Linked DNA regions of Homo sapiens: region 2 is linked to region 1. Evidence: read pairs that join two places in POLR2A ChIA-PET (ENCODE). Cell type or tissue: GM12878. All regions are shown on one strand. Each heading gives the region's core, and the rest is flanking DNA. Links, peaks and the distances in the headings are about the cores only.

Evidence for each region. Peaks named below come from ENCODE experiments on the same cell type or tissue, not always from the same donor. Only the 100,000 strongest peaks of a DNase experiment are listed, where the experiment ranks them.
Region 2: POLR2A ChIA-PET joins it to region 1 with 5 read pairs; 2 of 35 experiments call an interaction of 5 or more read pairs at or near these places.

The regions. Positions count from the first base shown.
Region 1 is chr3:61,666,758-61,674,894 of GRCh38, reverse strand. The region is part of intron 1 of PTPRG (protein tyrosine phosphatase receptor type G); the gene reads right to left. It overlaps LOC124906245 (a long non-coding RNA gene), which reads right to left. Exons shown (of 2, transcript XR_007095942.1): 1 at 1-8,137. Among named protein-coding and RNA genes, the nearest start is that of PTPRG, 110 kb to the right of the region's middle. RefSeq lists an enhancer at 2,165-3,002. In GM12878, for the core only: no CTCF peak of the experiment used is centred there; a DNase peak (open chromatin) is centred at 5,071.
Region 2 is chr3:61,892,664-61,897,663 of GRCh38, reverse strand. The region is part of intron 2 of PTPRG (protein tyrosine phosphatase receptor type G); the gene reads right to left. Among named protein-coding and RNA genes, the nearest start is that of PTPRG, 330 kb to the right of the region's middle. In GM12878, for the core only: a CTCF peak has its summit at 2,595; a DNase peak (open chromatin) is centred at 2,433.

The DNA.
Region 1 (8,137 bases), core at 3,138-8,137:
AATGCACTAGGAAATTTCTTGAATATAATTGTTCTTTTAGAGGCAAAAAAGCATACTGTAACCATGACACTCACACAGAGGGGAATTATCACCTAGTGACACTGGCTGACAACTTGTAAACAGTAATTCCCACCCAGAGTTTGAAAGACATTCCAGGACTTTTCCAGCTACCTCATGAGGTGATGTTAAAGTTACAAAGAGAAAGGTCAAGATAAAATTATTTTTAATTCATTTTCAACCAATTCAACAAACAGCTGCTCAACAAACATCTGCTAAACCAAACAGAAGTCAGCAGCACATCAATCGAATTTTTTGGACAACTGGGGAATCGTCTCCTACCTCCCACCTTTTTTTAATGGAGTATTTATAGAGTACTAATATGGCTTTTTTTTTTTTTTTTTTTTTTTTGAGATGGAGTCTCACTCTATCGCCCAGGCTGGAGGGCAGTGGGGCGATCTCAGCTGACTGCAGCCTCCACCTCCTGGGTTCAAGCAATCCTCCCACCTCAGCCTCCTGAGTAGCTGGGATCACTACTCCCTGCTAACCAATATGGCTTTAAACACATTAGGTAACAGTAGAATCCAAAACTGAAAGAGCGGGGAGCTGGAGATCAGTATCCAGATCTTTCTACTCAAGGCAACATTAACATGTCCATCTCTGAGACATTCAATAGGCTTTTCTCATGCAAAGCCATGTTTCTTTTTTTTTTTTATTATTATTATACTTGTTCTGGGATACATGTGCAGAACGTGCAGGTTTGTTACATAGGTATACACGTGCCATGGTGGTTTGCTGCACCCATCAACCCGTCATCTACGTTAGGTATTTCTCCTAATGCTATCCCTCCCCTACCCCACCCACCCCACAAAGACGCCAGTGTGTGATGTTCCCCTCCATGTGTCCATGTTTTCTCTTTGTTCAACTCCCACTTATGACAACAAGCAGTGTTTGGTTTTCTGTTCCTGAGTTTGCTGAGAATGAGGGTTTCCAGCTTCATCCATGTTCCTGAAAAGGACATGAACTCACACGTTTTTATGGACAAAGCCAAGTTTCTATTTCCTACCACATCTTAACATAAGGAATGTACATTCTTCTTACTCCAATCCTCCCAATCCAGTCAAGTGTTGCTCAGAGTTCAATAGTCAGAAAGGGGGTTAGATGATAAGAAATTACTTACTGGGTATAAGGTACATTACTCGGGTGGTGGATACCCTAAAAGTCCCAAGTTGATCACTCCATAATCTATGCATGTAACACAATTGCACTTGTACTTGCATAGATTTATACAAACAGTAATAATAAACTAGTACAAACAATAATAAAAGAATTCCATATTTTAAAAGAAGAACATGTAGAAATAAATTTGTACTCAGTGTGATGCCTAATGCCAAACTGGCTCTCAATAATAATAGCATTGAAATATATACCATCTAAGGTGTATCATCTTCATTTTGCAGACTGAGAACTACCTCAATGAGAGCCCCACTTTGTAAAGTCTTGAGCTGGTGTTTTATCCCATGGGACCATTCAGGCTCTTTGTTATTTACCAAAAATCTCTAACACAGAGTTTTAGAAATAACCTTTGCCAAGTGGCTCATCCACAGAAATTTCTATTACTTTCCAGAAAGCGCAAAGACTGTGATTCACATGCAGGAACAATTTTTGTTTTACATGCAGGGACAACTTATAGCTTGTTATTTATTTGTTTTATCTTTTTTCTTCCATTTTATTTTGAGACAGAGTATCGCTCTGTTGCCTAGGCTGGAGTGCAGGTGCCACGATCGCCACTTACTACAGCCTCGACTTCCCAGGCTCGAGTGATACACTCCACCTCAGTCTCTCCGAGTAGCTAGGACTACGGGCACGCACCACCACACCCAGCTAATTTTTTATATTTTGCAGAGACAGTCTCACCATGTCACACAGGCTGGTCTCAAACTCCTGGGCCAATCAAGAATCCTCCTGCCTTGGCCTCCCAAGGTGCTAGGATTGCAGGTGTTGTGCCCCCACACCGGGTCCCAACTTTTAGACTCCAAAACATGATGGACCCTTAAGAGCCCTCTCCCTCTCCCTCTCTCTCTCCCTCTCTCTCCCCCTCTCTCCCTCTCTCTCCCTCTCTCCCTCTCCCTCTTCTCCCTCTCCCTCTCCCTCTCCCTCTCCCCACAGTCTCCCTCTCCCTCTCTTTCCACGGTCTCCCTCTGATGCCGAGCCGAAGCTGGACGGTACTGCTGCCATCTCGGCTCACTGCAACCTCCCTGCCTGATTCTCCTGCCTCAGCCTGCCGAGTGCCTGCAATTGCAGGCGGCGCCGCCATGCCTGACTGGTTTTCTTATTTTTTTGGTGGAGACGGGGTTTCGCTGTGTTGGCCGGGCTGGTCTCCAGCTCCTAACCGCGAGTGATCCGCCAGCCTCGGCCTCCCGAGGTGCCGGGATTGCAGACGGAGTCTCATTCACTCAGTGCTCAATGGTGCCCAGGCTGGAGTGCAGTGGCGTGATCTCGGCTCGCTACAACCTCCACCTCCCAGCAGCCTGCCTTGGCCTCCCAAAGTGCCGAGATTGCAGCCTCTGCCCGGCCGCCACCCCGTCTGGGAAGTGAGGAGCGTCTCCGCCTGGCCGCCCATCGTCTGGGATGTGAGGAGCCCCTCTGCCTGGCTGCCCAGTCTGGAAAGTGAGGAGCGTCTCTGCCCGGCCGCCATCCCATCTAGGAAGTGAGGAGCGCCTCTTCCCGGCCGCCATCACATCTGGGAAGTGAGGAGCATCTCTGCCCGGCCGCCCATCGTCTGAGATGTGGGGAGCACCTCTGCCCTGCTGCCCCGTCCGGGATGTGAGGAGCGTCTCTGCCCAGCCGCCCCGTCTGAGAAGTGAGGAGACCCTCTGCCTGGCAACCGCCCCGTCTGAGAAGTGAGGAGCCCCTCCGCCCAGCAGCCACCCCGTCTGGGAAGTGAGGAGCATCTCCGCCCAGCAGCCACCTCGTCCGGGAGGGAGGTGGGGGGATCAGCCCCCCCCGCCCATCCAGCCGCCCAGTCCGGGAGGTGAGGGGCGCCTCTGCCCGGCCGCCCCTACTGGGAAGTGAGGAGCCCCTCTGCCCGGCCAGCCGCCCCATCCGGGAGGGAGGTGGGGGGGTCAGCCCCCCGCCCGGCCAGCCGCCCCGTCCAGGAGGTGAGGGGCGCCTCTGCCCGGCCGCCCCTACTGGGAAGTGAGGAGCCCCTCTGCCCGGCCACCACCCCGTCTGCGAGGTGTACCCAACAGCTCATTGAGAACGGGCCATGATGACAATGGCGGTTTTGTGGAATAGAAAGGGGGGAAAGGTGGGGAAAAGATTGAGAAATCGGATGGTTGCCGTGTCTGTGTAGAAAGAGGTAGACATGGGAGACTTTTCATTTTGTTCTGTACTAAGAAAAATTCTTCTGCCTTGGGATCCTGTTGATCTGTGACCTTACCCCCAACCCTGTGCTCTCTGAAACATGTGCTATATCCACTCAGGGTTGAATGGATTAAGGGCGGTGCAAGATGTGCTTTGTTAAACAGATGCTTGAAGGCAGCATGCTCCTTACGAGTCATCACCACTCCCTAGTCTCAAGTACCCAGGGACACAAACACTGCAGAAGGCCGCAGGGTCCTCTGCCTAGGAAAACCAGAGACCTTTGTTCACTTGTTTATCTGCTGACCTTCCCTCCACTATTGTCCTGTGACCCTGCCAAATCCCCCTCTGCGAGAAACACCCAAGAATGATCAATTAAAAAAAAAAAAAAAAAAAGAAAGTTCATACAGTATCAGGAGAAGTCCTAAGACCTCAAACAAAATAATCTTCCCCGAGAGATGCCGAAGATTTTTTATTCCCCATCTCCTGGACTCTGTGACAGCTTGGAAATGGGCACTACCATGTTCTCAAATTGAATCATATTTTCAACGAATCCAACTTAAGCATGGCCTCACCTAACCTGATCGCTCCGGCTTCGCAGTGTCTCTACGTCACACTCCCCACCCCAAGTCAGGGCAAGCCTCCGGAGAGCAGGGATTTCGATAGTCACAACACAAACAAAAAATGCCAACGAAGGTCTCTTTTCTGCGATTCTACTTAATTATATCTTAAAGAACTAAGCAGTATTTCAAACGACAGCAGACTCAACCATGACAAATTCCCCGTGTTGTGAAAACTCGCGCCCAGTCTAATACCTACAACCGGAGGCTCAGGAAAATGCCGGGGGACTGCGAGAGATTTTAAGAACTCTGCCTCCCATAGCTGGTCCCCTTCTAGAAGGTTTCTATTTCGTGTCAGAGAGGTTAATGAGTTAGTGGGTCTGCTCTAGGTCTAGCTTTGGAGTATGACCATATGGAAAGCAGAGATAAGCAAGTAAAAGATGTCGCGCTGATCAATAAGGGCGCAGACAATACCATTTTGAAAACAGATTACAAGTCTGCAATGCGCTGTGACATAATTTAAACAAATATCACAAAATGGATTCCTACAAGGCAAGGTGCTCTTAAGAGTAACTCAGGTATGTCTGAAAGCTACAGTGACATCTTTAAGACTCCCTGGGAACTAGTTACTGGCAGACATTCTTAGATGACACCTTGCTGGCCTGAAAGAATTAACACATTTTCAAAAAGAACCTGATTTTTCGGGATAAGTCAACCCCCTCCTGGGTCTTCCCAAGTTTTTGAACATAAGTCACTGACTACAAACTGAGTCCCAATGCAATTCAATCAGTTCAGATTCGGCTAAAGGAAAGCTAACACTCAGCATTTATCTGCCCCTAACACACCCAGAGTTGGGCTTTTCACATCTTCCCACAGGGCTATGTGTGAAGCAGATATTTATCCCCATCAAAGAGACAAGGAGACTAATGTTCAAAGGGATTGAATCAAGGTGTCCAATGTCAAACAGCTAGTGAGCCAGGGTGGGGACAGAAGTCTAGTTCTGCCGACTCCAGTACTGAAACTCAACCACCCTACCAAGCTACCTCTTCCACGAAGAGCAGCCCTACATGACTAAGCACACTGATCACCACCTGCATTCAAAGGCAGCACGTGTCTGGTCTGTGAGCCCTTCCCTCCTCCCTGTCACCACATCAACACCCAACCAGCTGTCCACAGTGCCAAGATATGCCACATTCCCCTCTCAGTGCCAAACTGTCTCAAGTACAACTGACTTTTGCAGCAATAAAAGACACATAGTAGAAAAAGTAATGTGTATCCTACAGAACGTTAAGAAAAACCTGTGCAGCATAGTTCCAAGCAGTAAATTCCTTGCTTCAAAGGAGAAGAAAAAATCAAAACATCCATTCATTCAACAATACACTGCAGGCACGGGGGTCCAGTCATAAACTTAAATCAATTAACTCTCTATCTGAAATGGAACTGTAATTAACAGAGACAGTAAAGTCTAGGAAGAGAAGTAAGAAGGAGTAAGAGGGATGGGAATGGATGCCCCTGCAGACACTGTTAAGCCACAGACCAGCTGTGACTGTGCTGTCATTACTAGGGACAGACACATCCAATGTTCCTCTGAGCCTCTTGATACCGGTACCAGCATCCAAGCACATTACAGTATTTGGAGTCAGTCCTCTGACCTGATTCTGGGTCTCGGTGAACAACTCATAATGTCTCAAGCTCTAAGCCACAAAAATCATCCATCAACCCCACTGGAAATGAGGCCCTGAAAAAATCTTGCCTGAAACAAACACTTCTGCTCATACTTTTTATTTAACTACACTACCTTAGTCCACTCTCAAGCAAAAATCAAAGTTTAAAATAACCAATCCTAGAGAGCAGCGCAGCTCAGCATCCTTCACTCAAGGCCCTAGAAGGTAATGTCAATAATACAAACGCAATGCACAGTGTTAGTTTTACCAGGGGACAAAACTGTAATTAGAAAGCATTTCTATATTATCTAAAGTTCAGTGTAATAAATGAGCTTTAAAAAGTAGGCCACCACTGATTTAGCAAATACTAAGTATTCTCTGAATTTAGTATAAGCAAAAAGCTCTATGTTGGGGCTCATCATAATTTCAGATAGAGGAGCTTGTGTGGTAGAGTAAATCCTCCTAAGAAATGACAGCCTTAGTGTAACATACTTTCAGCCCAAGATAATACCATCTCTTGAAAATATCTGAGAGTCACATTTGTTGTGATTCTACTCTGAGATCTCATTAAACTTCAGGAAGTGTCTACATGTTCAGCAGAGGGTAATGTTCACAAAGTAACCTTTTTTAAAAAAAAGCGACAAACCCATAAAACCAATTAAAGCCTTACACATTTCCTCTAATACTTTTTGTAAAATTTGCATAATTTCTGATTTAACAAAAGAAACTCAATTCTTGGTCTCCCCCCACCTAACCTTGAGTTGCTGTGTTATAAGGCGCCACCCACACACTGCCGTTTGCTTTCTACTAAAATGGGCCTGTCAGTTTCTATTCTGAAGCTGTTGCAGAAAAGCAGCGAGAAAAACAGAAAGTTTAAGATTGCTATTTTCAAATTTTGCAGAGTTAAAGCCGGGCTTTCTAGAGTACTATAGAGAGTTCACACACTCTCCCATTTTTCACATGTTTATCTGTTCCTTTCTCTTCCCCCAAATGCCTGATAGAGGGGTGTCCTGTAAATGATTTCACATTCATCATAACACTGGAGAATGGCACCAAATACTTGGACCTTCAATGTATGAGTTTTAACTCAATCTTATTTGAAAGTATATGGAATTAAGATTTTTAAAAATTTGTTCCTACCTTTCTGGACTATACATATGGATGAGAATGGTCTTCTGTATGGGTAGGCAGACTCACTCTGCTAACAGCCAGACAGTAAATATTTTAGGCTTGGCAAGCCATATGGTCTCTGTTGCAAACACTCATTTCTACTGTTGTAGCAAGAAAACAGCCATAGACAATAAGTCAACAAATAGCAGGGGCTCTATTCCAATAAAACTTTTTTCCCACCCCTACACCTTGACCAATAAAACTTTATTTACAAAAAAATAGGCAGTAGGCCAGATGTTTGCCCATGGGCCATGGTTTGCCAATCCCTGGTCTTGTGGATCAAGTCTTAGAATCAGCAGAATGGACTTAAAAGACTAGTAGCCAGACTGACTTTTTTTTTTTTTTTAATTAAAAAAATTTTGTTTAAAGAGACAAAGTCTCACTATGTTTCCCAGTTAGATTCAAACTCCTGGGCTCAAGAGATCCTCCCACCTCAGCCTCCTAAGTACCTGGGACTGCAGGTGTGCAGCACCAGGCAAGACTGACATTTATTAGCCGGTAATTCTGGGCAGTCGACTTTGCCTTGCTTTAGTTTCCTCGTGTACAAAATGCCGAGCATGAGTCAGGCCTAATAGAGCCTCCCTCATAGAACTGTTCTGAGAAGCAAGTGAATTAAAATGGGAAAAGTGCTTAGAGTCGTAGCTGGAACATATTACGTTGTACATATGCTTGCTATAAGCATCATTTTAAATCTAATTAATGGCATTATCTAGAACCAGTATCAAATACATATATATATTTTTCTTTCTGTTATAGCTATGTCAAAGGTGCCAGACTTTCTAGGAAAACTTAGAAGGAAGTTTTCTCTCCATCCCTATGTTAACGCCTTTGCATCTTAAAAGCAGAAAATGTTAAAGATACATCGAGGTTAGAATGTCCCACCAAATCCATAAGCTATGCAATCCAAATTTAAATTGTTGAGGAGGCATTTAAGTTTTCAGCTTATTCATAAGCCACTTGTGGTTTTTCTTAGGATTCGAGTTCTGTTATGATTTGGGGTCACTGGAGACCATTTCCGCTCTTGTTTCCAAGCCCATCCTAAAGCAATTACTGCTGCTGTAAGGCAACAGGAAGGAACAGATGGCTGGGTCTAAGTTTTAAAAGTACTTTTTAAATTATTAATTCAAATGAATTGGGGGGGTAAGGGAGAGGAGACACTACCATTACATAATTTCTTTACTAAATGTAAAAACAATTACTAAATTGAAGTCACCCATTCACTCCAAGTACTGTTCTACACCATTTTTGAACAAAGAAAACACCTGACATCAGCTGTCAGCTTTTCTTAAGTAGGCTTCTGTCAGTGGTCAGAAACAAATTACTCTTGAGACATCTCTGGTATTACAAAGAGGATGAGTGTGCTACTGGCATCTAGGATAGATG
Region 2 (5,000 bases), core at 1-5,000, 230 kb before region 1:
CTGATCTATACTATTAATACAATTCCTATTAAAATCCCAGGAAAGTTTTTGCAGACATCCACAAGACTATAAAACTTCTATAGAATAGCACAGGCCCTAGAATGGCTACAAAAATCTTGACAGAACAATCGAGAGAGAAGAATCTTTCTACCTGATATTGACTTACTGTACAGCTATAGTAATCACGACAGTGTGATATTGGTGGAGAGATAGGGACATCAATCAATGGAACAGAAGAGAGAACCCAGAAATAGACTCAAACAAATATGCTCAACTCATTTTTGATGAAGATATAAAATTAATGGAAGAATACCCTTTTCAACAGATGGTGCCAAAGTAACTGGAAAACCTTAGGCAAAAAAAAAGAGAAGATCAGCCTAAACCTCACACCTCATACAAACATTAACTCAAAATGGATCATCTATTTAAATTTCAATTGTAAAACTATAAAATTTTCAGAAAAACATAGGAGAGAATCTTGGTAACGTAGGGCTAAGCCCTACATTCTTAGTGTTCTTAGACCTGAACACTAAGAGCATGATCTATAAAAGGAAAATTTGATAAACTGAGCCTAATAAAAACTAAAAACTTTTCTGCCAAGAAAGCTCATAAAGACAAAATAACACAGGATAAACACACAAGTTACAGACTGGGAAAAATACTTGCACACCACAAATTCAACAAAGGACTAGTATTCAGAATATATTAAAAAAAAAACCTCTCAAAATTTAATAGTAAGAAGGAAAAAAATACAATTAGAAAAGAGAATCGGCAGAAGACACGAATAGTTCACCAAAGACGACATACAGATAGCAAATAAGCATGGGAAAAGTTGTTCAACATCATTACCCATTAGGTAAATGCAGATTCAAACTACAATGAGATATCACTACATTGGTGATCCAAAAGGCTAAAGTAAAAAATTAAAAATCAGTATCAATATCAATATCAAATTGTAATGTCAAAAATTGCCAAGGCTGCAGAGATATGTTGCTACAGGAATGCAAAATGGTACAGCCACTCTGGAAAACCATTTGCCAATTTCTCATAAAACTGCATACGTAACTACCACACAACCCAGCAATTGGACTCTTGGTTATTAATTCCAGAGAAATAGAAAATGTAGGTTCATAGAAAAACCTGTACACACATGTTCCCAGCAGCTTTATCTGTAATAGCCAAAAACTGGAATCAGTCCAGATATCCTTCAATAAGTGAAAGGTTAAACTGTGGCACATCTACACCTTGGCATATTACTCAACAATAAAACAGAACAAACACTGATATACACAAAATGGATGAGTTCCCGAGAATTATTCCAAGTGAAAGAAAAGCAATCTGCAAAGATTAAATATTGTATGATTCCACTTATGTAACATTTTTGAAGTGACAAAAGCTTTAGAAATGAAGACAGATTAGAGGTTTCTAGGAGTTAGAGATGGGAGGAGGGAGGAGGTAGGCGTGGTTATAAAAGGGAAACATGAGGGATCCTTATGGTATTGGAACTGTTCAGTATCTTGACTGGGATAGTGGATACATGAACCTACGCAAATGACAAAATTATATAGAATTTATACACACATGCACACACCTACATAATGCACATAATAAGTATAAATTAAAATCAGGAAATCTGAAGAAGATCAGTGGACTATATCCATATCAATATCCTGTGATATACCATAGTTTTACCAGAATGCTACCTTTGGGGAAACTAGGCAAAGTATATAAGTGATATCTCTGTATTATTTTTTACAACTGTATGTGAACCTACAATCTGAATAAAAATTTAAATTTAAAAAGTGCAGGTTGATAGCCAGAAGAGAGAAATTACATGGTGAGAATCCTGAAATATAAATGGTATCACTTTCAAATTTTTAAAGAGAACCAACTCTCATCTGCAGCAACAGGTGACATCACATCACTAAATAGGAAACTTCATTTTTTATCACTTGTTTCAGCCCCTAATCACAATAAAACTTAAACTGCTACCAAGAAGCCCAACAAACATATTTCGAAACACAAAACTTGACTTTCAAAAATAAAATGCCCTCCTGGTGATACTTTCAAAGTCAAAAGGTGGCCTACTCTGTCTTAAGACATGTGGATAATTGCTCCTCAGTTTCTAAGGTCAAAATCCTATACATTTATATGCACAGCATGCGATTTTACAAGCTCGGAAACCTGGAGCAAATGATTAGCTGAACTGTAAACTTAATCACTAGCAAGATAGGCCAGCAGATCTAAGAAAAAATAAAAAGACAAGGAGAAAAGCATTTTAATAACCATGAAGGTACTCTATTCTGTTGCTAAGCAGGAAGTTTACATGAAAGGGTGTGAGGTTCAGCTCTTTGTGGCTACTTCCCCTAAAAGTACGGTCCAAGAAACACCCTGCATCAATCACTTTCCAGATCCCTTGGCTCCCAGCCAGACCAACTAAGTCAGAGTAATGCTTGAAAAAACCACTGTGACAAGCTATGAAGTGACTCATACGCATGAGTTTCAGAAGCCCTGTTAGAACACTTACCTGTTTATAATTTACTGCTGTCTTCTTCCTGCTGAGGAGTGATTCTCATCAGGGATCCATTCTGCCCCTAGGGGATGTTTAACGACGTCCATCTGGAGACACTGGTTGTCACAGCTATGGGGGCAGAGGGCCCAGAGATACTGCTAACCATTCCACAATGTACAAGATACCCTCCTACAACAAAGACTTATGGGGCCCCAAATATCAATGGTGCTGAGATTCAAACTCCTGACAGAGAGGGATGCTAGCATTGCATTTAACAAAAGGATCGCTAACATACAATTAAAAAAAAAAATAAAAGCAAGATTAATAACTTAGAGCTACTAAGTGGATCTGATCTCCAAGGGCAAAGGTAGCTGTTACTCCCTTGATCTTCTCAAATCTGATTCATCCCAAGGAAGAAGGTTTTCTTTGTGACCATGTTTTAAGAGCCTCATTGCTGGAGCCATAAAGCCCAAGTTGAAATCACAGTTTTGACACTTAATATCTAATATCTGGGTGACATTAAGTTAGGCGATTACCTTTAGTAAGTCTCTATTATCTGTAAAGGGGAATTAATGACTGTTCTTCACCCTAAGAGCTGTTAGAAAAATGAAAATAAATAAGAGATGACTGTCAAAAACCATAGCATGGATCCCAAAAATAAATGTTTTGTTATTACTAATGAACTCTTTCCAATTTTTACTCCAGTCTTTTTATTTCTCAGCTGCCAACAGAGTAAACCATCTTTTTCAGATTAAATTTGGTTACTCTTTTAAATAGTTTCCAACTCCTCCAGCACCAGATAAGATAAAAGCTGACCTTTTTTTTTTTTTTTTTTTTTTTTTTTTTTTTTGACACAGAGTCTTGCTCTGTTGCCCGGGCTGGAGTGAAGTGGCACAATCTTGGCTCACTGCAGCCTCCACCTTCCAGGTTCAAGCAATTCTTTCGCCTCAGCTCCCAGTAGCTGGGATTACAGGCACGCACCACTACACCCAGCTGATTTTTGCATTTTTAGTAGAGACGGGGTTTTGCCATGTTGACCAGACTGGTCTTGAACTCCTGACCTCAAGTGATCTGCCCACCTCAGCCTCTCACAGTGCTGGGATTAGAGGCGTGACCATTTCTAATTAGCCTGTAAACTTAGTGCCAGCTGCTTTCTCTGCAAATAACACCCCCACCACCAGCTTCTCTATCAGTCCCAAATACTCTCAGGTAACAGACAACTTTAACAAGGAGGAAACCACCACTCCTATTAGCCCAGTAGTAAGTGACCTGACCAGCACCAAAGAAATGTTTGAAAGATACATCCTTTAAGAGTTGTTTGCATAAACGAAATGTTTCTCTTAAAAGTTCCCTAACCATACCAACTGGATGCCCCCGCTCAAGAATCCAAGTCCAATCAACAAATATTTATTATACACCACTGAAAGCCTGATGATAAAATGGTGAACACACAGACGTAGCTCCTGCCCTTAATAATCATGGTTTAGAAGAAAATGTTTCACATAAAGACTCCAAAACATACCTCATTAGATGAAAGAAAACCTGTCTTACCAAAAAAAGTATCACCCAGTCCTCAAGTGGATTTTTGTATGAGCCATCCAAACTGCAGAGGCAGCTGCGCCATAGCGGTTAAGACTACCAAAGCTAACGGTAGATAATGGGCTCTTCCACCTACAGTCAATAATCAATCACTCTGGGTAATCACTCTGGATCTACTTTGCCCAAAATGCTAAAAAGAGATATTGACATTGACTACCTTATGGGGTTCTTATGAGAATTAAGTTAGTTTAACAGTACCTGGGGCTCAATTTATAGTGGCTATTTTTATACTTATTACCAAAGGAATTGGGATTTCAAAAACTGGCATCCTGCAGTTCATAATTCTTCAACAAGTCTACAAGAACATCTTTCAGCAGCTTGCAGACACACTGACTTTCCCAAAATATGCTATCTCCTAAAACATTGATAAATTCTTAAATTTTCTGTACTGAGAGCACTCCAATTAGAACTTCCTCCACTATCACACATGGCTCCCAGCAGCATTCATCTGCACCTCATCAGCAGTCGACGATAATGACGTGCCACCCATCAAGATAACAGTCTAAATGTAAGAACATCTGTTACATCCCTGCATTAGAAACTGGGAATGAAGGTTTTGAATCGAGTTTGATTCTTATGCTGTATTGTATCTACTCTTTAGTTATTAACCAGCCTAACCCCTTAAGATGGTCTTATTAAAAACTGAACAAAGTGAGCCCCAATTTTTATTTCATTCATTAATACACATACATATCAATAATCAATTAAAGGGACCCAGGTACTTTTTTTTTTTTTTGAGACAGAGTTTTGCTCTTGTTGCTCAGGCTGGAGCGCAATGACACGATCTCGGCTCACTGCAACCTCCCCCTCCCGGGTTCAGGCGATTCTCCTGCCTCAGCCTCCTGAGTAGCTGGGATTACAGGAACGTTCCACCACACCCGGCTAATTT